Regions from separate parts of the Homo sapiens genome. Here region 2 is linked to region 1. Evidence: read pairs that join two places in POLR2A ChIA-PET (ENCODE). Cell type or tissue: Panc1. All regions are shown on one strand. Each heading gives the region's core, and the rest is flanking DNA. Links, peaks and the distances in the headings are about the cores only.

Region 1 (15,110 bases), core at 7,398-9,897:
AAATGGTTTTCCTGAGAGCACATGGTTAGTAAGCAACGGATGTCCACACCCAGGCAGTGGAGCTCCAAGACAAGAGCTCTAAACTATATTGGAGTATACCCTAACATTTCTGAGCATGAGCCCCATAATAAACTCTGTGCTGGGCTCCAGGGAAGCCACTATGAACCAAGCAGATATAGCTAATAGTCTGGTGTAGGAGACAGAAATTAATCACCTAAATATATATATATGATTCCAAACTGTAATAAATATGTGAAGGAAAAGAAGAGGGAGCTGAGAGAGTACAACAGGGACCTGCTTTAGGCTGGATGGGCAAAGCAGGCCTCTGAGGACAGCTACACCTAAGCTGAGACCTGAAACGAAGGAGGAGCCAGCCACACGAAGTCTCTGAGCCCGGAATGGGGCAGCGTGTGGGAACAGGGAGAATTAGAGGATATCCTGACAACCTCAACTCATACCTTTACATCTTAAACTTATAAGCTGGGTGCTGAAATATGACTCATTCTATCTCTGTTTGATCTTCCCATTGGCTGACAACAAAATAATAGGCCCCAGGCACTTCCACAAGACTTGCAAACAGGGTACTCAGCAACCCATTTGTCAATCCCTAGTCCATCACCTATCTCAGGAGTCCAACAGGGTTGGAGTTGAAAAACTTAAGAGCAGGAATTTCTCTGGAGAAGCTGTAATTATGTTCTGCATCCCCTCTCTGGCCCTGTTTCTCCCACAAGGGGAAGAAGAGGGGTGTTTTCCCCCCGCACCTTGAGATCTAGTGAGAGGCTTAAGGGTCTAATTAATGGGCTGGTCTCTGATTGAGCTGAAAAGTCTAAAGGCGAGATGCCATGGCTCAGCCAGGCTAAGGGGCAGCGTTCAGGGAAAGTGGACACCCCTGAGAGAGAGTTGCATTTTCACACAGGCGAGGATGGAGGAGAGGTTCCCACTAACCACGGCTTTTGTGGGTCTTGTGGGAGCCAGGCTGGAGCCGTGTTCAAAGAGACCTTGCTCAAGAGGTTTACCAGAGAGAATCTTGCGGGGCGGGAGGCCAGATGCCCACAGACTGAGAGTTTGTGTTGAGTGGCCAATCGCATCCCACATCACAGGACTAGTCATTGGAGGTTCCCAATGAGGAGTTTTTTAGAAACCCGCAAAATGGATCCTAAGGGGAAGATCTGGATTTATATTTGCCAAGCCTCATGAACACTAAGAACATATCATGAAAATACCAATCTCTGAATACTGTGCATTTCCTTAATTCCTTCTTCCCAATTCTGAAGGAGTCAGAAGCCTGGGCTAGTGAGCTGGGTTGGAGGAGTAGAACTAGGTTGCAGGGGATGTGGAGCCAGAGCCATTTGTGCTTCCTCCTCATTACGGACTCAAAAGCTAGGACGGGGGAAATACTTTCAATTTGACTGTTATTACATGGAAGTGGGCCATTTAAAGCCCTGAAATAATTCTGTCCCTGTAGCAAAAACTGTCTCAAGGATTTTTATTATCTAACTCTAAATGGAAAAGCTAGAGCACCTGGTCAATATTTCTAAGGAGCAGGGGGAGAATGTCACCTTCACTGTACATGTTTGAAGACTCTTGGATGGGTTACAAAGAAAATATTTTAAAATCATTCAACAAATATTCATGTACTGCCTACAGTGTGCCACGTATAATTCCAATACTTGGAATATATCAGTGAATAGACAAAATGTCTGCCTTCATATAGCTTACATTCTGCAGGAGTGGGGGATGAGAGACAGTCAATAAACATGATAAATGGGTGAATTACATATTGTGAGAAAAAGCAATTAGTACTGTGAAAAATTGATCAGGCTAATGTCATTGAGAATGCTAAGGAAAGATAGCCTGTCATTTAAATCAGGTGTTTATAGTGGGCTTTACCGAGTGGGTGATTGCCTTAGTCCACTTGTATTGCTATAAGGGAAAACCTGAGGCTGGGTAATTTATAAAGAAAAAGTGTTCATTTGGCTCACAGTTTATTTGGCTCACAGCAGGCTGTACAAGAAGCATGACACTAGCATCTGCATCTGGTGAGGGCCTCAGGAATCTTCCATTCAAGGTGGAAGGCAAAAGGGGGCAGTTATCACATGATGAGAAAGAAACCCAGAGAGAGAAGAGGAGGTACCAGGCTCTTTTCAACAAGCAATTCTTGTGGGAACCTAGAGTGACAATTCACTCCCATGAGAATGGCACCAAGCCATTCATGAGCGATCCATCCCCACAATCCAAACATCTTCCACCAGACCCCACCTCCAACACCGGGGATCAAAGTTTAACATGAGACTAGGTGGGACCAAACACACCATCTCTGAACCATAGCAGTGATATTTGAAAAAGGAGGTTGTTTTAAAACGTAAGTCTGGGCCGGGTGTGGTGGCTCATGCCTGTAATCCTAGCACTTTGGGAGGCCAAGGCGAATGGATCACCTGAGGTCAGGAGTTCAAGACCAGCCTGACCAACATGGTGAAACCCTGTCTCTATTAAAAAATACAAAAAATTAGCCAGGCGTGGTGGTGGGCACCTGTAATCCCAGCTACTTGGGAGGCTGAGGCAGGAGAATCACTTGAACCTGAGCAGCAGAGGTTGCAGTGAGCCGAGATTGTGCCATTGCACTCCAGCCTGGGCAACAAGAGCTAGACTCCATCTCAAAAAAAAAAAGTAAGTCTGATCACGTCACTCCTCTGCTAAAAACTCTGCAATGGCTCCAAAACTCTGACTGCTAGGTCAAGAAACTATAAAGAGTAAAGATGGAAGCAGAGAACTGCTGAGTGGCTAGCGTAATACTAATCAAAGTGAGAGATGGTGGTGGCAAATGGTAACTGTAGGAGAGTTAAGAAGTGGACAGACTGGAGATATTTTGAAAGAGAATTTCCTGACTGGGTAGATGTGTGATGTGAAAAACAAGAGTCAAGGTTGACTCCCAGGTTTTGGGGCTAAGCAACTGGAATGCTGGAAGCAACTGGAATCTTGTCCATTGGGACACCAAGTGGAGTAGGATCGAATACATGGATCTAAAGTCCAAGAAAGAGATCTGGGCTGCAGTTACAAATTTGGAAGTAGAGATTAAGAATTATCTATAAATTGCAATAAAAACCCCATAATAACAGAAAGAGCAGCCCATGGTAAACCAGCTTCAGTGAATAGTGAGATATCCAGAACCTAGATAGAAAAGAAACAAAATTGATTTGCATAAAATCTGAACAAAGATTTCGGCCAAATCTCACTACTCAAAGAAATCTTGTATGTTTATACTTTGGTAATTTAGAAAGTTTTTTCATACTAGCTATTCTTCTTAAATGCTCAGGGTCTTTTGGCTTAGATTTTTGTTTTTTGATTTCTTAAAATGGGAAATGCCATGTATCTTCCATACTGAAGGGAAGGACAGACTGGCTAGGATGAGAAGCAGCTAGAAAATGTAATAAAACATCTCTACCCTCTACATAGAAAATGTTCTCTTATTCAATTTCTCTCTCCTGTTTCATCTATTCCTCTTTAATCTTAATTGACATAATAATCTGCCAATCATATCAGTGGCTTGCTGGTCTTGGAAAGGTGAGAATCCCACTGCGTCCCAGTGGCCTGCTTTTCTAGGGAATTAACAAGGCCTTCACAGAGTCCCAGCCTGCTTTTCCAGGAGAATATCCTCCTCTTCATCATGCCATCGTAATAAGCTTTATCAGAGCCCAGCCAGCTCTGTATCTCTTGCAACACAACTGACACAACATTTTTTGGTAGAACAAAAGAAATAAACATCCAAATCACTGTTCTCAATAAAACTGAGTAGGATGACTGTCCTTGCTTAGAAGTTGGGGTGAGGTCCTTCTCCAGCAATTTATTTAAAACTTAGAACACCACATTTCTCTTAAGTACAGACAGAATTTTTTTAATAGAAGAGTGTGTTAATTTCTTCAAGCCAAGTCAGTGAAGAATATTTTTGAAGTCTCCTCTGTCTATAAAGTATCACTTAGTTATTTAAGAATTTAGAGCTACATTCCTGCCACTGTTCCTTGGTGAGACCTCTAACCACAATAAAAAGGGATATTTTGTCTCCCTCTGTGTAGTTCAGACAAAGAAAATTGCAGCTAGAAGTCAGAGGGGCAAACTAAATGTCACTCTGACCCAAAGATCTGGAAAAAATGTAAAAATTCCATTACGAAAAATGAGGTAGCAAGAAAAATGGTGCTAGTAATATCATACTAGGTATCCTCTGGAGCTGATTATGTTTTCATGAAGGATGGGGATCAGTACACAGCAATATATAGACAGCCTGCTCAGTTGAATTCCAGACTGGAGGCAAAGAGACAAATTATACTACCCAGTCCTTAACAGTCCTATGGCTCTGAGACAATAAGTAATTAGGGTTATAGATTGTTATAGATCATTTTCAGTGAAACAAACACTGAAAAAAAAAATAGATGTGAGAATAAACATAGCCAAACAAAGAAAAACATTTGTCATATATTCAAGCTCAGAGGACTTAGCCTCAACTTTGAAGGCAGTAGAACTGATTCCAAATCGGGCTGGGAGGGTTGTTTATTTTGCATCACTTGAGTCAGATCTAATGATCCTAATGACTTTAAATGTTCCTAAATTATTCCCCAGAGTGGTTAGATTTTGTATTTGGGCCATAGTTGAGACAGAAAATGCTGATTTATTTAGCATTCAATCAACCCAGCTTTCCATTTGCCAACATTCTGGCCCTCTGTCAGTACAGTGAGTATTGAAAGTCATACTCCTACCCCTAAAATATTTCAAAACTATAACATGCCTTCAGATTTATGAAAGCACTATTTTAGAGGTAACTGTATCAGCTTCTTTTTTGTTTTCTTTCCTTTCTTTTTTCAAAGGATATGTGGTATTTCTCAGTTAACCAGTACAACCAACTGAAAAGAATATTTCATTCTCTAGAACAGCACTGTCCAACAGAACTTTCTGCAATGATGAACATGTTCTACATCTGTGGTGTCCAATACGGTGACAAGTCATCATGACTATTGAGCACTTGATATCGGGCTAATGTGGCTAAGAATTTTTAATTTAATCATTTGAACTGAAATTTCATTTTAGACACTCACATGTGGCTAATGGTGTTTTGGACAGTGCAGCTCTAGAATAGCAGAGAGGGCATTATACTGTATCTAGAACCTGTATTGTAACATGGAAGGTGTTATCAGCCTATAGCTGAATACTGATTTTGTGTCCAAATGTGTCGGCAATATACTCTCTAAGCAGAAGCAGCTTACTTTGTATTAGTTGGCCTGTGGTAGGCTGTAGGCCGACCTGCTGTGGGACTGTTGACAAAGTAAAGGAGGAGTATTAGTTTTCTATGACTGCCTTAGCAAAGTCATCTGCCATCTAACCATCATCTGCCTGTGTATCTTCACATTATCTTCCCTCTCTGCGTGTCTGTATCTGTCCCAACTTTCTCTAAGGACAGCATTTTATTAGATTAAGGCCCATCCTAATGACCTCATTTCAACTTAGTTGCTCCTGTAAAGACCCTACTTCTAAGTAAGGTCACATTCTAAGGTACCAGGGTTAGGACTTCAACATATCTTTGGGGGATGGGGGGCAAAATTCAATACATAATATTTGGTATGGCAGTAATTTCTTTATATAGCAGTAAGTGAATCTCTGAAAATTGACATGGCCACTTTCTCACTCTAATCCCTTAAAGGCAACAGGACCAGATCAGAGGTCCTGGCACACCCTCATTTCCATGTAAATAGCCTTGACCACAGAAATCTGGGAAAGAGACACATTGAAGAACGGCATTCACTCATCTAACCTTACCGCATGTCTTCTCTGCTTGACTTAGCGCAGGTTTGGCAGTAAACTGGGGAAAAAGCAACTTGAATGGAATCCAAGGCATCGTTCTCTTCCACCTGTGAAACGGACCAATCTCTATGGTGTGGCCTGCACAGAGCTGCTTCAGGACTCACCACTGTTCACAGCCTCTTAGAAGTTTAGAAGAGGGAAGCCTTTCCTTTTAAAAATTATAATTAAAAGTACATTTACCCTTCTCTCTTTTGTCTTTTTCCCCAGTTCCTTTTGCTAAGTCAGTCTGGTGCTCCTTTTTGTCAAGCAGCGTCCTTCCCTTATTGGATGTGGCATTTCACATTGCACCTAATCCTTTAGGAAACGTGTTAACAGTATGTCCCAGCCAAGGGCAGAGGGCACGGATCTCCCCAGATGAGGTGTGATCTCAGCTATAAAGACTCAGAGAAAGCCATAGGCCTTAGTGCACTGGGTTGATAAACATTTTCCTGGTGAAGTGGGAGATCTGAGGGTGCAGGAGGGCTCAGCAAGGGAAAGGGAATTTGGATTGACCAAGCAAGTCTGAACGCCACAAAGGGAAAGGGGGAGGGTGTGGAGGGACTGGGAGATGACATGGTCCAGGGACTTCATAAGGACTATGAGACACAGAACAAGAATGAGGCCGTTGGGATGGTTAATTTTTTGTACTGCTGTTAAAACATTATTTCTGGGTGTGTCTGTGAGAAAGTTTCCAGAGGAGATCATCATTTGAATCAGTAAACTGAGTAAAAGAAGATCTTTGCTGGGCAACATCCAGTACATTGAGGGCCTAGAATAGAATAGAACAAAAGGGCAAAGGAAGGATGAATTCCCACTCTCTCTCTACTTGAGCTGGGACATGCATCTGCTCCTGCCTTCAAACATCACAGCTCCTGACTCTCAAACCTTCAGCCTCAGACTGAGAATTCTACCATCAACTCTCCTGGTTCTCAGGCCTCAGATTCAGACTCAATTATGTCACCATCTCTCCTGGGTCTCCAGCCCACAGATGGCATATTGTGGGACTTCCTGAGCTCCACAATCCTGCAAGCCAATTCTCATAATAAATCTTCTCATATATTTATATATATATATCTACCTATGTATCTATTTCTCTGTATCCTATTGGTTCTGTTTCTCTGGAGAACCCTGATTAATACACCCCTGATATGAGATGCTGAGGAAATCACTATGGTAGCATGAGGAAAGAGGGTAAACAGAGAGAGAGAGAGAAGACCATTCAATCAGCATCTCTAAGGATTAAATAAGACGATGGCAGCCAGAACCTCAATAAGACTTTGTCGATGGATAGTTGAGTCAAGTTAGACAGCAAGCTCCTCGATGGCTATAAGAAGCTGTCTTATAATTTTTTTTATACCAGCACCTAGCATGGTGCCTTGTGCATGGAAGTTGTCCAATAATTATTAAATGGAAATACAAAAAAATGAATTTTGAGAATAATAAGCAAAATAATAAGCATCACTGTATGATGTCAAAGTGCAGGAAAGTAAGGCTAGGTACTGTTCTGAGAGTTAATTGGGAGATGGAGATGCATAGCCTAACAATAAAGGTATTAGAAAATAAATGATGTGAAATGTAAGGAAAAAGAAGTAGTCTTCAGTAGTGTTGGATAAATAAATGAAGAAATAGAGAAATGAATGAAAAGGTTAAAATAAACCCTGAGGTTTCTTACTTGAAGCATTGGTGTTAAAATTCATTAGCTATTAAGATAGAAATCTGGGTATGAAGTCTCATGTAACGATAAATGCCCATGACCATCCTGCATATGTGTTTTGTTTCATCTGCACAGGGTAAAAGAGTCATTTTAAAAAAGGATATTTCCAATGCACATACAAATCCACTGGACTCCGTTCCAATGCACTCAGGGGTGCAGGCTGCGCAGGCTGCTCAAGCTTACTACAGTCCGCACCACACTCTATAGTCTCCTCATAGAGCCCACTTTACCCACGTGGAAAGTGATAGCTCTCTAGCACACATCTATTTAGCCAAACAGGCTGTTAAAACATTGAAATAATTTAGATGGTTGGTAAATGTGACGGTTCATATTAAGTGTCAACTTGATTGGATCGAAGGATGCGAAGTATTGTTCCTGGATATGTCTGTGAGGGTGTTGCCAAAGGAGATTAACATTTGAGTCAGTGGACTGGAAGAGGCAGACTCACCTAATCAATTCCAGCACTGCTAAAATAAAGCAGACAGAAGGTGAGAGAAGCCCACTTGCTGAGTCTTCCAGTCTTCATCTTTCTCCCGTGCTGAATGCTTTCTGCCCTCGAACATCAGGCTCCAAGTTCTTTAACTTTTGGACTCTTGGGCTTACACCAGTGGTTTGCAAGGGACTCTCCGGTGTTCGGCCACAGACTGAAGGGTGCATTGTCAGCCTCCTTACTTTTGAGGTTTTGGGACTCAGACTGGCTTTCTTGCTCCTCATCTTGCAGATGGCCTATTGTGGGACTTCTCCTTGTGATCGTATGAGTCAATATTCCTTAATAAATTCCGCTTCATATATATTATACATCTATCCTATTAGTTCTGTCCCTCTAGAGAACCCTACTAATACAGTAATTCAGCATTGTACTACAATGAAACACCGCCTCCTCCCTTTCTCTGGACTTTTCCCTACCCCATGATTGCCACTTTTTACTGTATTTGAATACTGAATTCTTGGGTATCTTTTGTTTACCTAAATGTATCTCTCCAAATGTACCTCTGCTTTGCCAACTGTTCCAGACCCAACCTCTGAGCACCCTCCAGACTCTCCTAACATTCAGCAGATAAAGAAGAAATTCTAGTGGCACAGGGAACCCATTGGCCCGGTTTCTGATTGGGAAGTGTTGGTGCCTCATCAGCTGTTAGATGTTATCAATAGTATCTCTGCATGTAAGTCACCTCTACTCCTTGCAGGTATTTCAGTTTGTCATCTTTGCTTAAACTTTAGATGCCTCTGACCCTTATCCACAGGTGCTTATCTGAAGTCCTGTCGTTCTTCTACTACCCCATAAATCTCAAAATATTTGTCTTGTTGACATTATCCTTAAGTGACCTTTAGAACATGGTTTTGTTATAGACCTCCGTCCCATGGAGGGCCCTAAACAACTTCTACGCTCAGTGCTCAGCGTCTCAGCACAATCACCCTTCTAATTCACTGCATTCTGGTTGTCAATTTTTATTTGACATCTTCCCAGAAAACCCCCCCACCTCCTCCCTTTTTCTGGACTTGTCCCTACCCCATGGTTGCTACTTTTTACTGTACTTGAATACTGAATTCTTGGGCATCTTTTATTTACCTAAACTGTAGGCAAAATAAAGCAGGAAGAGGAAGGTTTAATTATAGACAGAGTTTCATCAAATAAAAGGTTACTATCAGTTTTCTAATGAAACTCCAATAATCTGAAGATAGGAAGGGAAATCAAAAACATCAGTTTTCTGTCCAATGTTTTAAGTGTTTCTGCCTAAGCCAAGAAAATATCTAATGTGTTAGGAGCTTCATCTTAACAGTGGACTCCTGTGGTGACCAGAATTTGGCTGCATTTCAAAATAATAAGCATTTGCTTCCGAAGGCTGTTTAAAGGAAATAAAAAGGCATAAAAGCTCCACCGTCCAATATGGTTTGTATTAGAATAAATTGATTATCTAAAACCTAACGTGATCAGAACTCTGCCAAAAGCCTGGCAAGCAACAATTGTTGACATAGCCCAAATCCTAATCAGCTATTTGTAACAAGTGATTATTTAATAAGCATTCACATTCATCTGTGCTTCTTCAGCCAATGAAGGAGGAAGAGAGGGGGAACCCTCAGAGGAAATCAAAAGAGCTGCAAGCCGATGTTTTTTTCTTCTTATGAGTATTAAAAAATATGTCCATAGGCAAAGAAAAAACTCAGTGTTGTCAGTCAGACACTGCACAGTTAAAAGTCTGTCACTCTTTCCATCTCTGAAACTCCTAAAGAGCAGTTGACTTACTAAACTGTTTCTAAAAGTAGAACTAGCGGGTGAGGAGATTCCACATCATGATGCTTTTCCTAAAGCACAAATTCTTTTTTTCTGTTGTTATTTATATATATGTGTGTGTATGTGTATATATATATGTATGTGTGTATATATATATATATATGAAACTATAGAATTACAATAAGAGGTACAGAAAATATACAAGATGAGCCTGGAACAAGAAACAAGTTCCAGAAAATAAGGAAGTGCTCAAAGAAAAAAAAAGGCATGGATAAAGGGTTTGTTAAAGAGACACGGGGACCAACTGAAAGAGCTCCCAGTGTCCAAAGCTGGAATCATGTAAGCAAAAAATAAAATGGTACTGGATTAAAATCTAAAGGATGAAAGAAATACCCATCGTTCCACAATAATATAAATAAATAATTGAACGCATTAATAAATGAGAGAGAAAAGTCTCCCATGCGGAAGAATTCCAAATAATTTATTTAGATACCTCACCCTGGAGGAGCAAGAACAAAATTCTCCACTCCTTAAGTGTGGGCTGCACATACTGACTTCCTTCCAAAGAGCAAGCTACGGAAAGGGGCCGGGGAAGCAGCTTTACAATGGAGAAACCTAACAAGCACTACCTTAGCCAGGTGATCAATGTCAATATCAACAGTCATGAGTCATGTTGATAGTATGTGCCCTTGGTATCATGGGATGAAAATGTCACTTTACCTCTGTGATCTTCTTCCCAGAAATCTATTAACCCATTCAAATCATGAAAAAAAAAATCAGGTAAATTTCAGTAAAGAGATGTCCTACAAAATGCCTGACCAACAATCCTCAAAACTGTCAAACTGTCAAAGTCATCAAAAACAAGGAAAGTCTGAGAAACTGTCACTGCCAAGAGGAGCCTAAGAAGCGATCATGACTAAATGTAACATGGTGTCCTGGATGGGATGCCGGAGCAGAAAAGGGATGTTAGGTAAAAATCCAAGGAAATCTGGGAAAACTATGGATTTTAGTTAATAAAAATGTATCAAGAGTAGCTCATTAACTTTAACAAATGTGTCATGCTAATATAAGATGTTAACAATAGGCGAAACTGGCTGTGCCGTAGGGTATGTGGGAATTCTTTGTTCCAGTTTCTCAATTTTTCTGTAAGTCTAAAACTGTTCCAAAAAAGTGAAATTTATTTAGAAAAATGGGTGGGCCATTAGATTGTGGATCTCTAACACAATGCCCATGTTTTTTCTTTTCTTCAGTATTCCAAATAATTTTCTGACTCGAAGAACGTTCAAAAATTGTTAAAGCCAATTATTTTCCCTGTCAACATGCACAAGTATGATATAGTGGGCAGAATGCGGGATTTAAAGAAGCACAGGCCCGAATTAAGGAACATGTCTGTCCTTGACTAGAGGGATGGCTTTCAGTTAATTAACTCAAAGAGCTTCAGTTCCATCATCTGCAAAATAGAGATCAAACCATTACTTCACAGAATTACTGTCAAGAAAGCCCCCAGCTCTTGTATCACATAGAAGACACTTAATAAACGTTGCATTTTCTCCTTTCTGTAACTCAGCTGTGCCTTCACTTAGTAAATTCTATTAAACTTACTGTGAATGAATTCATGCTTACCAGCCCACAATGGGGGGGGGAATCTGATGGAGGAGCAAAAGTAGCTATCAAATGTTTAAGAGCCACAAATACCACCTCTGAGCACAGAGCACAGATTTCTCAAGGGAGAAATTTTCTTCTGACCTCAGAATAGCCAAGTTCAAGCCAAAGTTTCTATCCTTGAAATCCATTCACGTTCATGCTGAGCCACATTGAAAGGAATATTTAAGTCAATTCTATGGCTCTCCCTGGGGCTACTCCTCCCCCTGGCAGGGCTAAGAAAGGCCCAGGGTCATCCGCTTCCTGGGGGTGATGAATTTCAGTGGCCTGTGCTGCTCCCTCCTGTGATTTGGAAATGTCACAAGAGTGGGGCTGACTTGGATATTACTGTTCCAAGTCATCCTCTCTCTCTAGGGTGTCGGGACAGGGCAACACAGAACAATAGCAATTTTTACTTGCTGGAAATGGTAATTTTTGGATTATTTTTAAGTCTTGAGGTACAGTATTAGCATCAAGCTGGTAAGTGGGTGATTATAGAGAGGGAAATAATGACTTCTACAATATGGCACTAATTCAGATATATTTAGTGGAAATTTGGAAAGGTGAAATATAGGTGATTATAGAGAGGGAAATAATGACTTCTACAATATGGCACTAATTCAGATATATTTAGTGGAAATTTGGAAAGGTGAAATATAGGTGATTATAGAGAGGGAAATAATGACTTCTACAATATGGCACTAATTCAGATATATTTAGTGGAAATTTGGAAAGGTGAAATATAGGTGATTATAGAGAGGGAAATAATGACTTCTACAATATGGCACTAATTCAGATATATTTAGTGGAAATTTGGAAAGGTGAAATATAGGTGATTATAGAGAGGGAAATAATGACTTCTACAATATGGCACTAATTCAGATATATTTAGTGGAAATTTGGAAAGGTGAAATATATGGATTAAAGGATTTATTTAAAATAATTTTAAGCCAGGCACAATGGCTAACACCTGTAATCTCAGCACTTTGGGAGGCCAAGGCAGGAGGATCCCTTGAGCCCAGGGGTTCAAGGCCAGCCTGAGCAACATTTTGTAGAGACTCTGTCTCTACAAAAAATAAAATAAAATAAAAATAGTTGGGCACAGTGGTACGTGCCTATAGTCCTAGCTACTTGGGAAGCTGAGGTGGGAGGATCACTTGAGCCTGGGAGGTTGAGGCTGCAGTGAGCTGTGATTATACCACTGCACTCCAGCCTGAGTGACAGAATAGGAGTCTGTCTCACATACTCATATATATGAGAGACAGAAAAATATATATTAATATATATATAAACCTTCAAATACATAAGACAACCTATATGATCTGTATCAGTCACAGTCCAGTCAAGAGACAGAAATGCTACTAGTTATTTAAACAAGGTGAATTTAATATAAAGAATTGTTAACTGAATATTGAAGAATGGAAAATGCAAAAAAAAAAAACCCACAGAGGATTCCCAAACTTGCAACCACAGTAAGCAACTACTACACTCTTAAGTCCAAAGGAACAAATGGAAGGTGTAAAAATTATTAAAAAGCAAAAACTAGGCCGGGTGCTGTGCCTCGCACCTGTAATCCCAACACTTTGGGAGGCAGAGGTGGGCGGATTACTTGAGGTCAGGAGCTCGAGACCAGCCTGGCCAACATGGTGAAACCCCATCTCTACTAAAAATACAAAAATTAGCTGGGCATAATGGCACATGCCTGTAATCCCAGCTACCTAGGAGGCTGAGGCGGGAGAATTGCTTGAACCCGGGAGGCAGAGGTTGCAGTGAGCTGAGATCATGCCACTGCATTACAGCCTGGGTGACAAAGCTAGACTCCATCTCAGGGTAAAAAAATTAAAAAAGCAAAAACTTGGAAGAAGGACCTCACTGTTGCTGGTTCTGTAAGGGAGTACAATGAGGCTGGTGATTGTTGGGAAAATTGTAAACTAAATCGAGATGCTGCTACTGAAATAGACTGCCACTGCCAGAGTGAAAAAGAGAGGCTGAGGGTGATGCTGACCAGCAGCAAACAAGAAGGAGCTAGTTCCTTCTTCTAACTTTCCAGTATCCCTCAAGTGCTTATTACTGAGAAAGCCAAGAGCCAAATCACAAAACAGAAACATGATTTCTTTCACAAAACAAGGATAGAAGGGGAGGTCTGAAGCAGAGAAAATAGGTTTTATAAACTACTATAGATGAAAGAGGAAACCTTTTTTTTTTTCTTTTAGACAGGGTCTCATTCTGTCTCCTAACTGGAGTGCAAATGGCACATTCTCAGAGCTCAGTGCAGCCTCGAACTCCTGGGCTCAAGCAACCCTCCCACCTCAGCCTTCTGAGTAGCTGAGACTACAGGTGTGTACCACCAGGCCCAGTTAAATTTTTTTTAGAGGTAGGGGTCTCACTATGTTCCCAGGATGGTCTCGAGGTTCTGGCCTCAAGCAATTCTCCCATCTTGGCCTCCCAGAGTCCTGGATTACAGGCACGAGCCACCATGCCTAGCTTAGGAAAAAAATTTAAAGCAAAGATGGAATCTTAAAAAATAAAAATAAACTTTAAAAGTTAATGTGATAAGAATTCCTCTTGATCTTATTTATCATTTTTAATTCATTTGGAAAACATGTTCTTCCCAGATAATGCAAAGACAGATGGTAATCTGTCTACAGTGTATCACACATTTTCACAAATCCAATATTTATAAGGAATGGATACATTAGGTCCTATTGTACTTGCAAAGTCATATAAGGTAGTCTTATTAAAAGAGAAAAGATGAAATACATGCAACTCCCCGGGCATCAATTTATTGACCTTTCTGTGATTCGATCCTTGAACTATATACTGTTTGAACTTATCTGAAAGAAAAGGTGAGAATTAGTTGTTTTGAATGGCAAGTAAACAAGTGGTTTACTTATTTGCAAATAAGTAAATGGCAAGTAAACAATGGCTAACAAGTGGAAGGAAAGTGCTTGTCTGTGTACCTTTCTCTCTATCCAAGAGATAATGAGAATAACTCTGTGGATTCTGGGACAAGATTAATCACATGAGAATTTTCTGTGAGATGTTCGCCCAATCCATCAATTGAGGCAGCTATGGAAAAAGACGTGGTTGTTTAAGATGTATTTAGTCTGGCTTTAACAAAAACAAATCCTGTAAGGTAGCTCTTGCTACCAGCCAGGGCTAAGACTGGGAAGTCAGTACATCTTTGTCAATTTCTCATGCTTCTTGTGTCCAGGTAAAAGAGAGAAGCAACTGTCATCCAGGTAATAATCATCAGTAAATATTTATAGACTGGTCCCCACACTTGAACTGGGAGTATAAAAACATGTAGGACACTCTCCCCAAAGAAATGATGAGGAGGTAGAAATATACAGAGAAATACAGCATCTGTTACACTGTTGTGCTTAAACTGAAAACCAAATGGGAGGCCACTGTATCATCCCAGGAGGAAGTGATAACCAAGGAGGTGGTTGCAGAAGGCTATACCAAAAAAGCAAGACTTACATTGGGTGTTACGGGATTAGGTAGGACTTGGAATCAGGAAGAGTCCAAGGAATGTTAGAAATAGTTTAAATGCAGGAATAGAAATGAGTAGATTAGGGAAGCATAAACCATCTAATTAGGTTACAGTAAGTGTTTGTTCTAAGGTTTAAGTAAAATATAGTGTTTTGAGAGGTGATCATGTTTACTGCTGCTTTAAAAATAAAACTCACGTAA
Region 2 (15,110 bases), core at 7,506-10,005, 400 kb before region 1:
TTCTACCTCTCCATCCCAGCATCCTTGTAGTTCTTCTACATGCCAGGAACTCTCCCCTCGGTGAGAACCTCTGTATGTGGTGAGCATTCTGCCTAAGTGTTATTCCCCAGACAGCTACTTGGCTATTTCCCTCACTCTTTACTTAAAAGTCACCTTATTAGTGAAGCCTCCTTAGTGACCATATCTGGAATTAATCACCAACGCCATCCAACATTTCCAAGCCCTCTCCACTGCTTTACTTTTTCTCCCAAAACTTGTTCTATCAAACATATTACCTTCCCCAGCAAATGTAAACTCACGGATGGTACAAATTTTCTTCTGATTTTATTCTCCACTGTCTTTCAGCACTTAGGACAATGTACACAGTAGGCATTCAACAAATGCTTTTGAATGAATGAATGATTATGGAATTAATATAAAACAATGTTTTGTTTTGTTTTTAAAGGCCACTATCACTGGTATTCTAGAGAAGGCATGTTTATTTATTTATCCTGTAGCTCCGAGTATCCTCTGCTACACAGCCAAGTGCCCACAAAACTGACACCAAGTGGAGGAGTAGGCCTAGGATAAAGCCCACCTCCCTGGTATGGAACAATGCTCCATGGTCTACTTTGTCAAACCTGCTCATGCCCCTGCCCCTCACACCCAGATATTCAGTTACTGGAGCATACCATGCCCATTCTGCTTAGAATGTCCACTATTCCCCTCGTCTTCCCCTAGAGCACTATGAGGCACCTTAAAATCAAGTTTCCTTTCACATCTTCTGTATCTTCCTCTCATTAAATGCTTAATTTCTTCCTCAGGGCCCCAACACGTAGGGATTCCAGCTCAAGTCTGTAAGTATTTCTACGGTAATGCTATTGTACCTATGTTAATAGCTATCTCCTTTGATTGACATGTAGGAAGAAGCGCCTTGAGAGAAGCCATGTGTTTTTTTTCCATCATCTTAAATGGCTCAACACCCACCATTGAGGTAAACACATTGGAGGTCCTCAGTAAATGCCACTGGATGAACGAAAATGAGATGCCTAGTATAAAGAGAAGATAATCCCTTCAGCAGGAAGACTCTGAAGATCTAGACCTGAGGCCACCAGATGACCTTGTCCAAACATGTCAGTTTCTTCACCACAAAACAGATAGAATATCTTCCCAACCTAGCTCAAGAAGGAGTGGGGCTCAAATTAGAAAACAAAAAAGTCAAATGTCCTATAAGATATTTTTATTGTCAATATATAGATCATAGATTTCACTCTATCTTTTAACCTTATAATTGATTCAACTAACACAGAAATAAATGAAGACCAGATATGTCTAATGTGACCATCCTCTACTGGTTTGCCACATTTAAATGGGAAAATGCTGATATAATCCTGTTGTCCAGAAAGAATATTAAGATTCAGTTTATATACTTTTCATTTTGGAAAGAAAGATATGCTATATGTACAGAGAACTATAATATTCATTATACCTTAACATATGGAATAACAGGAAACTTTACATCAAATATTTATTAAATTATTTTTAAAAGCAGTAAATACCAGAAGTAAGTGCTAGAGTTTATCCAAACATTTGAATGACAGTTCTTCCACCATGCACTCTTGGAAACTGAAGCGCCCCTTACTTCAGTTTCCCTATAAGGTAAAAGCAGATAATAAGGCACCTACCTATTACGGTGGTTTAAGAGAGTTATGTGAGATAATATAGGTAAATAGTTAGAATAATGCCTTGCACATAGTAAGTGCCAATTAAATTTTGGCTATTGTTAATGGTATCCGTGGCTCTTAAAATTTAAACAGGCGGGGTGCAGTGGCTCACATCTGTAATCTCAGCTCTTTGGGAGGCTGAGGCAGGTGGATCACCTGAGGTCGGGAGTTCGAGACCAGCCTGACCAATACGGAGAAACCCCGTCTCTACTAAAAATACAAAATTAGCTGGCCGTGGTGGCACATGCCTGCAATCCCAGCTACTCAGGAGGCTGAGGTAGGAGAATCACTTGAACCCAAGAGGCAGAGGTTGCAGTGAGCCGAGATCACGCCATTGCACTCCAGGCTGGGCAACAAGAGCGAAACTCTGTTTCAAAATAAAAAAAAAAAAAGAAAAAGAAACCTGAACAATTTGCCATATATGTTTCTGTACTGACATCACATTAGTTTAAATGTAATGGGAGTTGAAAATCATATTGCTCAAAACATGTCAGATTGGCAAAGGTATCTGTTTTGATGTCTTTGCCCCTCCTCAACCTTGTCTTGAAGGTCCAGTGCCAAAAACAACACTTAGTACATACACACATGCTTCTATAACAAAAGAAGCAGTTGATCTCATCTGCCTTAATGCTCCATTACCCATATCTTCCCTCACCTCCCCAACCCCACCCTGAGACACAACCACAGCATGAAATCAAGTTGCTATAGTCCAATCAGAGGAGTAATTAATAACCTAATGCCTGAGACCAGATTAGACTAACTGCACCTGATATTGGCCCACTGTCAGACCACTCACTTCCTCCTCTGTCCTCACTCTCCATAATATGTAGCAGAATTTCTTCAACAACACTAGAACTGAAATGCTAACTACTCCAACTGTTTCCCCCCTCAGCACTGAAAGAAGGTAAGCTCCAAAAGAGCAGAGACTTCTAGGAAAAATGCCTGACCAAAAGATTCTGAAGATCTGAACTCTCATCCGAATGATGCTATCTAATCCTTAATGTTGTGGTATTGCTGCCCAATAGATAGACTTACGAGGTTTTAAGGGATGATTAAATGGGAAAATAAATGTGAAAAAAAAGATTGGGAAATTTATAAGAATCATATGAAGGAAGTGTAATTCTAATATATGATTATTGGCTTATTTACCTTCCTCCCTGTTTACACACTAATCTTGATCCTTGAAGTCATGGCATTGTAATGATTTCTTTTATCAAAATAAATTATGTTTAAAAAGAAAAAATGATTATCAAAACCATTGGATTATAAAGGTGAACAGTGTAAGAGTAAATAAAAGGTAATTTCTGCACTGAAAAATATTGAATTGATATAAAAAAGATTTTTATGAAGCAAAAATAATCAGCAGAGAAAATTAATAAAGCTAAAATGGATTGCCAATGCAGAGCATAAAGAAAAAAATTAGGTCATATTTTGATTTCTGCTTGTTTCCATTTCAAAGACAATGTAGCAAAAAGTGATCAGTATTCACCACCAGATTGCTCCTACCTGCCATGACCTTCAAGTTATCTTTAGAGTTCTGAATAAATCTGGGTAATACTGGACGGTGAGACCATTTTCAAATTCACACATAATTTCTTCCAGTGTTGTCCTGAAACGCTGGTCATGGTTTTTTTTTTTTTTTCCTGTCCTGTCCAACCAAGCATCTCACTCCAGGTGATAAGAATGCAACTACATGAATCAGAGGCTACAATCCAATGAAGGGACAAGAGAGGAAAACAATAACCACAGAAAACAAATCTAACACTTTCTGAGCACCGAAACACTTTATGTGGATTATCTCTTTACCTCACAACAACCCTACTTGATAGATACTCTTTCCTCATTCCAGATAGATCATTTAAGGCTTAAAGAGGAAAACTACTTGTTTAAGATGACACTTCTAATAAAGCACTCAACTGCAGTTCAAAACGCATCCTGCCTGCTCTCAAAGTTGAAGCTTTTACTGCTACACCATGCTGCCTCCACCAAGATATCCAAGAGCTCTTCTTCAGAAACCGAGGGAAGTGGGGATTTTTCAAAGATTTTTAGTACCTCATAGGTCTATGTGGCCCAAAGAGAGAATGAAGTGAAAGTGATCTTACATGGGACCAGGGAAGGGGGCAGTTGGGACAATAATATTAGCTGACACTTTCACTGCCAATACTAAAAAGGTCACCATCATCTAAAAATCATAGAGAATTCAGTATATAAGTGAACAGCATTTTCAAAACTTAAGGCAAATTTTCAGATGCAGAAATTTCTGAATGCGGTAGAAACTAAATAGGTGTCAGAGAACACTAGTTTTGATATCTTTCAATAAAACTTGAATAAGAACGTGTATGCATATGCTGTAAATTGAGAGGACTATGAAGGGCAGAGATAGTATCTTGAGATCCATGGCAAGAGGAAATGAGAGAAAGGGTCCTCAAACAAAAAGCAGGATTAAAGCCAACAATAATTTTTCCCCTCAGTCCACTATTCCAACTCATTCAAACAATGTAAAACCAAATATGAAATAAGAAAGAACATGCTCAGATGATGACTCACAGATAATTTCCATTCCAATTTGAATTAAATCAGGTAAGAAAAGTGGGCTCTATAGGAAAACAAATGTGTATACAATTAAAACATTTTCAACAACCAGTCAAGTCACTCCTTGTGAGAAAATTCTAAAGTTTTCTTCTTCACTAAGATCCCGATTTGACCAATGAATTGTTTTATGCAAAAGAAATCTACAAAAACCAGAATACTGCCATCTCTAAAGAGCCTAACTGAAACTTACTGTGATTAATTTTTAAAACAAAAATGTTTTTCTGTAAGGATATTGTTCTGCTATTATAAAGTAAATTAGAACTAAGTTAGTTTTATTCAAAAACTCTTTTTCTGTGTACTAGTAAATTTCTCTTAGCTGGGGGTTAGAGAAGCAATAATTAATCACTTATCTGCAGATACTTTAAAAAGGTAGTCATCAAAGTTATACCTTGGCTTCAGAGGTAAGCTACAACTTATTGACCTGAGCGGTACCCATCTCAAGAGGGTCACATCATGAATTCATCTTTTCTATCTTATGATGGCCACTGCCAAGATTAAAGCACATTTCTGTATATTTTGTTTTCCTCCCCTTTGCCACAGCAATGTTTCTCAGTTGACAATGATTATCCTAACCATGAGGACCTTCAGCGTGGTAACCCCAACCCCATGGATGTCCACTGGCACTTCTAAGACAGGGCAAAGGGAAAGAAAGCAGGAAGACAACAGGAAAGAAATACAGAAGAACAGAAGCAGAAGAGGATGTGAAGGAACACTGGGAGAGAGAACTAAAAGAGGAAGAGAAGAAAAAGTGGCAGAAGTGAGAATATAGGCAGGAGAAGTGGAAATGAGACAAAGAAACTGGGGAAAAGAGCTATATGTTAAGGCAAATGAGGTGGGATAGGGCTCCCACCAGCACACCTGTAATACACTGGGCTACAAGTTGTCTCCTCCTATCACTTTATTTCCCATTTGGGGGAACAGAGTAACAACTCCTCCCATGCCATTACCTGAATGAGTTCATCCAGCTCCGTCGAATTGACACAGGAATGTTGGGATATGAATGTTTGCTTCTGGATCACAATGGTGGTCCTCTGTGAAATCTCATGAGGCTGCTCCAATGCTTTGAACACGGTGGCTCCGATGATCAGATAGAGGACAACCACCAGGAATATCGTGGAGACCGTCTTCCATTTCATAACATTAATGGTCGTGTCACTCTCCACCCGGGAAGCAAGCACTGTGGGTTTCGTGGAAAACGAGAGCCTCGGTTTGGAGTTCTGAGCGGCAGATTTAGGATCCAGCAAGTCAGGTGCCGCCACTGACAACAACAGAGAATGAGGGTTAGGTTGGAGGAGATGAGAAGGGAATTGGTCGGGCTTCTTCTTTAAGGGGTCAGAGAAGGTTGATTGAATTCCGCTCGCTCTCCTAGTGGAAGCTCTGGAACCCAAACCAGGAGTGCTGTCACTAGATCTCAGGACCACATATATGGGTTCAAGGAAAGGGGGCTGGATCTGTGCTCTCTGCTGCTATTGGAGTTCAAAATGAGAGGAAAAAAACTGGAGTCGAACCAAGAAACTTCAAAAAAAGAAAAGAATGCCTGAGGGCTTCTTAATCAATTTCTAAATTTACATCTGTCCACTGTGCCGGTCCACAAAGAGATACTGAACTCCTAAGAGTTGATGGTACTTAACTAGATATTTGAATACTCAGGAAGACGGCTCATGGTTATTCTCGTTCTCAAGAACTTTATATCACAAGCAAGCAATATAAAGAACATTCTCTATTTTCATTTTAAAATTTATTACAATAAATGAATTGCATTATAAAAGAATTTGTGATCCAAACATTGTTACTCAAAATAAATCATTCATCATTTTCTGGTAAAACATGGTGGTAAATAAACCACTCGATGGTCGAATCTTGTCTTTTTGCCTGTCCTCCAAAGTGGGCTCATGATGAAACATTCTCTGTATTTTGTTTTTCAATCTTGGACATGTTTTACCAATAAAAGTTACTGCTAATCATTGTGTCAATCCTAGGCACAACCTAGAGAAGACAAGTAACTTCCTTTTCAAATGTGAACAATATCAAGAAAAAAATGAAAACCGTGGCTCACACCTTGACTGTCTACATGCTCTGTTCAAAGCTAATTGCTCCATTAGAGTGGATTTATATGGTTCCCTAACAAATTGCCATATAGTCGGAGGTGACTATAAATCCATTTATTATTTATCACAGCTGTTCAAAAATATCATTAATGGATTTCTTTTTCAAAAATATAAGAGATACTAGACTTCTACTTGCTAAGAGGAAAATAAAACACCTACTACAGGACATTTTGTGGAAAGACAACATTGAACTAAAAAAGGTTAATAGAATGGCCGAAAAATAAGACTTTTAAAAACCATCAACTCAAACAGAATAATCAGCTTAAAGTCCATAATTGCTACAGATTTCAGTAAACTTGCTATCGTGTATATAATATAGATTATAAAATGATAATCTTATCTAAAACACACTTTCAGGTAAGTATATAAGAAATCTCCATGGAATTGCACTCAAATACCCTACAGGCATCTGAAATTACTTCAGTATGAGAAGCTAATAAAAAATGCCAGTTTTCACATGGCTACCTACCCTGCCCTCTTACCTAACACTGTGAGTTAATTGTAGGCTACCATAGTTTTAATTCATAAAATACATCTGTAATTCCCCATCAAAAAGAAGCTTTGCAAACAAAGATATTTAAAACACTAGACCTAAGTAGTGTTGTAAAATGATGGCAGAAGGCAGGATCCTCAGTCAGCAAAGCTCCAAATGGATCTGATTTGGAAGAGATGAAATTAGAGCTGTGATGAGGTTTCTGTACCCATGGCTCCAAGTGGAGATTCCATGTACATATAGCTTATTACAGCAATTTCCTAAGGTTCAACCTACTACACAGAGGAATGCACATGTTTCTCTCCTGATACATTCACCTGTTCCAAATAAAGCCACAAGCTAGTAGATACCTTTAAAATATTTATAAAGACACCTTCACTCAAAATTAGCACTGGGCATGTGTTTAATGCTATAATTAAAAAAAACTGTTAAAATGGAAGTGCTGATAATAGCTAAAATCACTATAATCTGCAGACTCCCCACAACCTCCTAGCTGCTTAGTGAGTCTGAGTGAAAAACAAAAGTCATAATTTAAAATTTAGCCATCTTTGGAACAAAAACAACAAAAAAATCACATAGAAGTTCCACAATTATCTCTCTAAATGAAGATTTCCAAGTCTCTCCTCCTCAGATCTCTGTGCTCTCCTATTTGTGATTTTTCACATCAGTGGTTTACACTCTGCAGAACCAGAAAGCACTAAGACTGTTTACCTTGATGGCACCAAATCCCAATCTGAAATTCCATTAAGACATTGCCACATGGCCATTATATGCTTTTTGGGGAAAGGGGCAGGTATTTTTAAGAGTGTGTGTGTGTGTGTGTGTGTGTGTGTGTGTGTGTGCATTAACCTAATACATTTCCAGAAGGAGTTTAATTCTTTTAAGCTGTTGCCTTATTTTTTAATTAGCAGAAATATATGTAATGTACATTTGGCAGACAGAATGGACAGAAACTGATGAAATACCAAAATAATATTTTTAAAAAATAAAAGCAGACTTTTATCTTTAATACAGGGAACCTCTTGGTTTCCACCTCCACGCCATTTGATGTATGATCAGGGAGAGAAGCTGCCCCTTCCACACACACTCAGCACCGTCACTACCCACTCCCCTCCCCCAGCTCATCACAGTCTTCTGTTAATCCCGGTCTTCTGTTCTCACCCAGATATGTCTTCGCTCCAGCGGCGACTGACCACTGAATAGCAGCGGAAGCAAGCTTTTTTCAGCACCACTGCCTGTCCCACCAGGCAATGGGCAACAAGTGTGACCGGGGTCACCATGAGTCCTGCCTGCCGGCTACTCCCAAGGGCTGACCCTCCTTCTCCATGGGAAACTCCCCCAAGGTGTTCCAAACCCATACCTCAGGCAGATGCAAAAACCCCGGGCACCGGCGGGAGAGGGGGGAGAAGCGGCGTGGAGAGGATCTGGCAAGGGTTTGCCTCCAAATCCAGATTATGACCCAACACTTTGGACGCGAAGCGAAGATGGGAAACGGCCGCTTGCTGAGAGGGGGCATTTGCAGTCCTCCCAGAAAAGGCTGGGGCAGGAGAGCGTGCGGCCAGAGGGGTGGGGGTACCGGAGGGGGGGTCTCACCTCCTGCTCTATAGCCGGGTCTCTCCCGCGAGGCGCTGGGAAGCATGAGGCATGCAGCATTCAAAATGTTTTTTGAAAAAGACGGACTTGAAGCTTTTTTTTACAAACACGCCATTGTACTCACTTCTTATTCAGAGACGGGCTGCGCGCTCCGAGCTGCACGGGCAGGCATTTTCCCCGGCTTTGTTTTACAAGGTGGGGAGAGCGGGGCTGGACGCGGGAGGGGGCGGGGGGGGGAGCGTGAGAAGAAACGAAATCGCGGGAAGGAGGGGACACCGGCGGGCTGGGCAGAGGGCGAGGCGGAGGCCAAGTTGGGCTTGGGCGCCGCCGCCCCCGCGCGCGCCTGCTGCCGGGCCCGGGTCACCCGGAGAGCGCGGGCGACCCGGGTCCCGCGCCTGCCCGCCGCCGCCGCCGCCGCCGCCGCCGCCACGCGCTCAGCCCCGGGCTGCTCGCTGGCCCGGCCCCGGCACGGCGCGGCGCGGGGGCGGTGGGTGCAGCCCCAGCTGCCGTGCGCCCCGGCGTCTTTGTGCGCGAGCCTCGTTCAGCCCCTCTTCGCATGTCTTTGTGTGTCTCCCCCCGCAATGCCCTCCGTGCCCCGCGGGGGGTGTGTGGCACGGTCCGGGCGCCCGCAGCTCTGCAGCCCTCCGCTGCTCTCCCTTCCCGGCTCGCTCCTGTCGCCCCTTGCCGGCTCGTTTCCCTCCTTTCGGAACTCCCTCCTCTTCGCCTCCTCCCCCTCCTGTCTCACCGCCAGGGCTTGCTTCCCCGCACCTCCTCCTAGCCCTACCCTTGCCTGCGTCGCCCCTGCAAGATGCTCCCTTCTAAAGATCCTCTCTTCCCTCTTCCTGGGGGCACAACCCCTTGGCTCACCTGCTGCCTCCTCCCCTCTCAGCCCCTTCCACTAACCCCCATCCCCACCCCGCAAAATCCTCACTCTCGCTGTCTGGCATCCACATCACACTGCGCTGCATCCTATCTCCTTCCCGACCAGCGTTCGGGGTGTGGGACCGGGTGTGGGACCAAGCTCTGGGACGCGAGTCCTTGGACCCCTGCACTAGGGCGTCCTCCTCGCCCTCGTGGCCCCCCAGACCTGTACAGGGAAGTGTCCCCGTTGGCGCCTTGAGAGCCCTGGAGTAGGGGAGGTAATGAAGACCCTGGCTTCTTCCAGTCTACACCTTCGGGAAGGGTTAAGGAGTCACCAGCTCGCCCCACTTCACCTCCGGCGGTGCTGGACATGAGCTGGGCGCTATAATCTGCAGAACGTCCGGGACCGAAAAGGATGGGGAACGCACCTGGAGCCAGGGCGAAGACATCTAGAGATGCAAAGGGAATGGAAGAAAACCCGGTTAGGTTCTCTCAGAGCAAGACCCCTTTGCTGGAAACATAGGTTTCTAAGCGCGGTGGGTGGGAGCAGCAGGGTGGGAGAACTCAGACTCCAGCCTGAACTTAGCGCTCCCCGACCTCCTCCCCATCAGGATCCGTATTTGGCAGGTACCAGACCCCGCCCAAACTCCAAGACCCCGGCGTAGGGACAGCCAAACTCGCAGCGACAGGGGGACGGAACGGAACCCACCAAGGAGGGGAAGAAAGCCAGGAGATCAGACGTTGCTGTCGTCGTAATAGGCGAATTCTCTAACAACACACGTGATGTAGTGGAACTTCAATCCGTTTCTAAACTCTCTTCCTTCCCACTTTCTCAGCGGGAATCCCCTGATGACCTCCACCCTCCCATCCCAACTGCTGTTTGCTAGAGTTTTTCTTCCATAACTGCTGCTCGGCCAGATTGGAGTATTTTCCCAGTTACAAGAACTTCTTAGTGAAAAATATAGACGTAATTGTAGGGGAAAAAAAGCTTGTAAATCTTTTGCAAAACTGTTACCGTCAATGATAAAAATGCAATTTTTTCTAGATTCCAGAATACATTCAGCACCTCTTTCCCCTATTAAAAAAAAATCTTCCTAATATCCTTCCTGCTGGAATTCAAACACATTTTTCTCAACTTATGTGCTCAAAAGTAATACAATCAGATGTCCTTTCTAAAATGTGAATCTGATCCTCTCACAATCCTTACAAAGTCTCTAGGTCACCTATAATGTGCTTCCTGATCTGGCTAAATCTTTTTCATTCTAAGTCTTCCTGGGCAGTTACCTTCCCTCAGTGCACACACCACACACACACCAACTTTACATGACTAAGGTATTTTATCAGTAAGGTTCTCTAGAGAAATGGAACATATGTACACACACACACACACACACACACACACACATTTGCGTGTACGTGTGTGGGGTAACAGATTTATTTTAAGGAATTGGCTCAGGATGATGGGGGCTGGAAGGTCCCTCTGAAATCTACAGGGCAGCTCTGGCAGGCTGGAAACTCAAGCAAGAGTCGATGCTTCAGTCTTAAGGCAGAATTTCTCCTTTTCCAGGAAATCTAATTTTTGGCTCACAATTGCTTGTGATATAGGCCCACCAGCATTACCTAGAGCAATCTCGTTTTGAAGTCTTACTGTAGATGCTGAACACATTTATGAAACACCTTCACAGCAACACTTAGATTTTAGATTCGTGTTTGATTAAATAACTGAACACTGTAGCCTAGTCAAGTTGACACATAAAACTAACCATCACAGGTGTTACCCTGCAAATCTCCATGCTGCCCAGAAATTTCCCTGGAATCCTGGCCAGTCAGGTGTTTTACTATTTGCTTCCCAGGTCAACTCGTCTTTCATCTATCTTTATACTTGTCACATGATGTTTTGCTTCTTTAAACTAGATTGTATGCTCAGTGAGGGCATAAACCATATCTCTCTGTTCACCATAATATCTGCAGTAACTAGCATCTGCTGCTAAATACGTGTTTGATAAACATCTGAGTGAAATCGTTATTCCTACTAAATAGCTGACATTTTCTTATATTCACCTGGTCTCCCTCCAGGTATTTGGAACCAGGGTATACCCTACATACATGAGAAATGAGATGAATTCACTATATTCTGAATCATTTTCTACCCTGTCTCATAGGCTCTTTGTTCTCCAGATGAAATTTCCTCAAATTTTTTTGAATATTATTTTCATTTTTCCCATTTTGTTCGCAATTCGATTATTCTTTTTCATTCCCCCCTCCGAGTTTTCTGCAAATTTAACCGCATCTTGCCCAGCACTAGTCCTCTGTCAAACTGGCTAATGCTTACTAGACTGGGAGATTAATAGTTTGAATATGCCTGTTTAATAAATTAAATATGTTTTGATATATGCTTGCATAGCGCTTCTGTTTTTCCAGACTCATGGAACTTAGGTCTCATCATGAATCCCAAATGCTGGATTGCCATCTTCCCTGCTTTTTGCTATCAATTCATACATAGCAGTTGTCCTCCACATTCCCCTTTGTATTATTTTCATTATTAGGCCCCACATTCATGTAGGGTGCTTGGGGGTTGGGGGAGAAGTGATGTAACTTACAGAGATGTTAAGATAAAAAGATAAAATTTCAGACTGTAACATTAACAGGAATCATCCCAACAAGCCAAATGCTCAGCCTCACAAATAATTTGAAAGAATCAAGAAACCACCCAGTCCTCCCACAGTCTGCCCCCGTTAAAAGCCCTCTTGTTCCAAATGTAGACTTACTCATGCTGTTTGAAGTAAGAGGGAAAATAATGTAGTATACTAATTTGTATGTCATTGCAGCTGGAGGAATGAGGAAATAGGATGGTTTATCCCATTTAGCTTTATTCCTGCATCACTCAGTGATATGGTTTGGATTTGTGTCCCTGCCCAAATCTCAAGTCAAATTGTAATCCTCAATGTTGGAGGATTGCCCTGGTGGGAGGTGATAGGGATCATGGGGCCAGACGTTCCCCTTGCTGTTCTGATAATGAGTTCTCATGACATCTGGTTGCTTAAAAATATGTAAGCACTTTTAATATCTGCAGTAACTAGCATCTGGTACTAAATATGTGTTTGATAAACATCTGAGTGAAATCATTCCTTCACTCTCTTCCTCCTGCTCCAGTCATATAAGATGTGCCTGGTTCCCCTTCACCTCCTGCCATGATTGTAAGTTTCCTGAGGTCTTTCCAACCATGCTGCCTGTACAGCCTGAAGAACTGTGAATCAATCCAACCTCTTTTCTTCGTAAATTACCCAGTCTCAGCTAGTCCTTTATAACAATGCAATAATGGACTAATTCACTCAATATATATAAGCCCCATCGAAAGTATAATAGAAAGAAAAGATGGAATACATTTATTTCATGCTGCAGGACTACTCAACACCTCTTAACTTTAATTTAATGAATAAGCAAACTGAAATTATATAATTAAAAAATTTAGTTCTCCAAAAATTCCATACTGCCCTTATTCTGGTGCTTTCAGATCTATTGTTCTGCTCCAACTAGCAGCATGAAATCTACAGGACTTCACTTTTATGTTTATTTTGATTTTTGACCTTGGCCTATTCAAAATGTCATAGTGAAAATTAAAATTAAAAAATGAGAATGTCACTGCCTTTTCTTGCAGTTCCAATCATATCTAGGATTTTGGAGTCAAAGAGACGTCTGTGGGTATTCTGCCTCTACCATTTCTGAGCCATGTGAATTTGAAGAAGTCACTTTTTATTTCTGAACATCAGTTTTCTCATCTATAAAATGGAGATAATACACTGAACTCACAAGAGATTGTTGTAAGAATCAAAGTGAGACAGCATTTATGTGTTCAGTATGTCCATTCCTGATATGGTTTGGCTCTGTGTCCCCACCCATATCTCACCTTGACTTGTAATCTCCATAATTCCCACATGTCAAGGGTGGGAACAGGTGGAGGTAAATGAATCATGGGGGCAGTTTCCCCCATGCTGTTCTCATGATAGTGAGTTAGTTTCATGAGATCTGATGGTTTTATAAGAATCTGGCATTTCCCCTACTGGCACTGATTCTCTCTCCTGCTGCCCTGGAAGAGGTGCCTTCTGCCATGACTGTAAGTTTCCTAAGGCCTCCCCAGCCATGCGGAACTATGAATTAATTAAACCTCTTTTTTATATAAATGACCCAATCTCAGACATTTCTTCATAGCATTGTGAGAACAGACCAATTCAGTTCTAAAAAGAGTTTTATTATCTCCTGCGTTTGATCAACCATATGAACCAGGGGAGCTCCTGACCAAGCAAGAACACCAATGAATTCCAACTCTATAATACAATCTTGTCCAGCCTGCGGCCTGCAGGCTACATGCAGCCCAGGATGGCTTTGAATGTGGCCCCACACAAATTCATAAACTTTCTTAAAACATTACGAGGTTTTTTTATGATTTGCTTTTAGCTCATCAGCTAACATTAGTGTTAGTGTATTTTATGTGAGGCCAAGACAATTATTCTTCTTCCAATGTGGCCCAAGGAAGCCAAAAGGCTGGACACCCTTGCAATGAATCTTGCCACTTATTTAATCTTCTGAGCAACACAATTGCACAGGTATGAGAAGATGAAAAATAAATCACATTCATCAGATATTTACTGAGTGCTTAAAATTCTGATAAGCCATAAGAAGAAGGCACGAGGTAAAGTGGGAGTATTTACTTCTAGAGGGTCAGGGAAGGCTGGTGTAAAGAAGTGATGTAAAAATTAGATTCTGAAGATGAGATGAGCAAGGGTGGAAAGGGAAAAGCATAATGGAAAGAAAGGGCTTCCCCAACAGAGAGAAGAGCTCGGAAGAAGACTGCAGTTGGAAGAAGCTGGGAGAATTTGGAAAGCTCAGAGAGTGAGGCTTGGTGGTGGACAGTAATCAAGCTGAAGAGGCAGGTAGAAACCAGGTCAGGTGGCATCTGGATTTTAATTAATGAGACCTGGATGAATTTTCATCGCAGAAGAAATCTCATCAAGTGCATTTTAAAAAAATCCCTCTGGTTGCTATGTGCAGAACAGGTAGAAGGTGAACAAAGAATGTAAGCATGTAGATAAGTGAATTTGGACATTATTGCTTTAGCCCAGGTGAGGGTTTCATAGTGATATTGTTGGGAGTAGATTGGAGAGTTGCCAGTAGATCAACAGGGCTCTGCGTCCCTTTGGATGTGGGGAGTGGGTGGTGACAGAGAGGGTAGGCATATTCCTAGAAGTTCCAGTTTACTAAAAACTCAGGGAGAGACAACAGTTAGGCAGTACTTCGATGAAATGTCTTTCTGATGTCCTTCCAAAGGCACTTACCACCCCTTCTCATACCTGTTGTGTTTTATATGAGACTCATCCCTGATTGTGAATGGAGTGTGTGTCTTGGGCCTCAACCAATATAGTCAGAATTTCTCAGCTTCTCAACTGGTTCAGGCATGGGCCTATGACACACTCAGAAAAGCAACTTTTGCTCTATACCGCTGACCTTGAGCCTGAAAGCCTTGGAGGCTACTATGCTAAGAGGAGAGGAGAAGCTGCCTGAGAGTGAAGCAATACAGAGCAAACAGAACCATGATGACCAAGTCCAGGTGATAACATTTGACCAATCCTCCATGTCAAACCACACCTTAAGCCACATACATATTCTTCTTGTTTAAGCCAGTTAGTGTTGAGATGTCTGACACTTGATATCAAGAGCCTTAATTGAAACATTGCAATGCAAGAAATAGGAGAAAATGACAAA

What was found. ChIA-PET counts read pairs that join two places held together with the same protein. Peaks named below come from ENCODE experiments on the same cell type or tissue, not always from the same donor. Only the 100,000 strongest peaks of a DNase experiment are listed, where the experiment ranks them.
Region 2: POLR2A ChIA-PET joins it to region 1 with 15 read pairs; 2 of 35 experiments call an interaction of 5 or more read pairs at or near these places.

The regions. Positions count from the first base shown.
Region 1 is chr1:214,680,343-214,695,452 of GRCh38, reverse strand. No RefSeq gene overlaps it. Among named protein-coding and RNA genes, the nearest start is that of CENPF, 85 kb to the right of the region's middle. RefSeq lists an enhancer at 11,219-11,880. In Panc1, for the core only: no CTCF peak of the experiment used is centred there; no DNase peak of the experiment used is centred there.
Region 2 is chr1:215,076,811-215,091,920 of GRCh38, reverse strand. It overlaps KCNK2 (potassium two pore domain channel subfamily K member 2), which reads right to left and starts at 9,184. Exons shown (of 7, transcript NM_001017425.3): 1 at 8,490-9,184; 2 at 5,243-5,553. The coding sequence starts at 8,535. LOC124904511 (a long non-coding RNA gene) reads left to right here and starts at 9,597. Exons shown (of 2, transcript XR_007066878.1): 1 at 9,597-9,831; 2 at 9,962-11,739. RefSeq lists an enhancer at 8,304-8,826. In Panc1, for the core only: no CTCF peak of the experiment used is centred there; no DNase peak of the experiment used is centred there; H3K4me3 peaks cover 1,552 bases; H3K27me3 peaks cover 1,798 bases.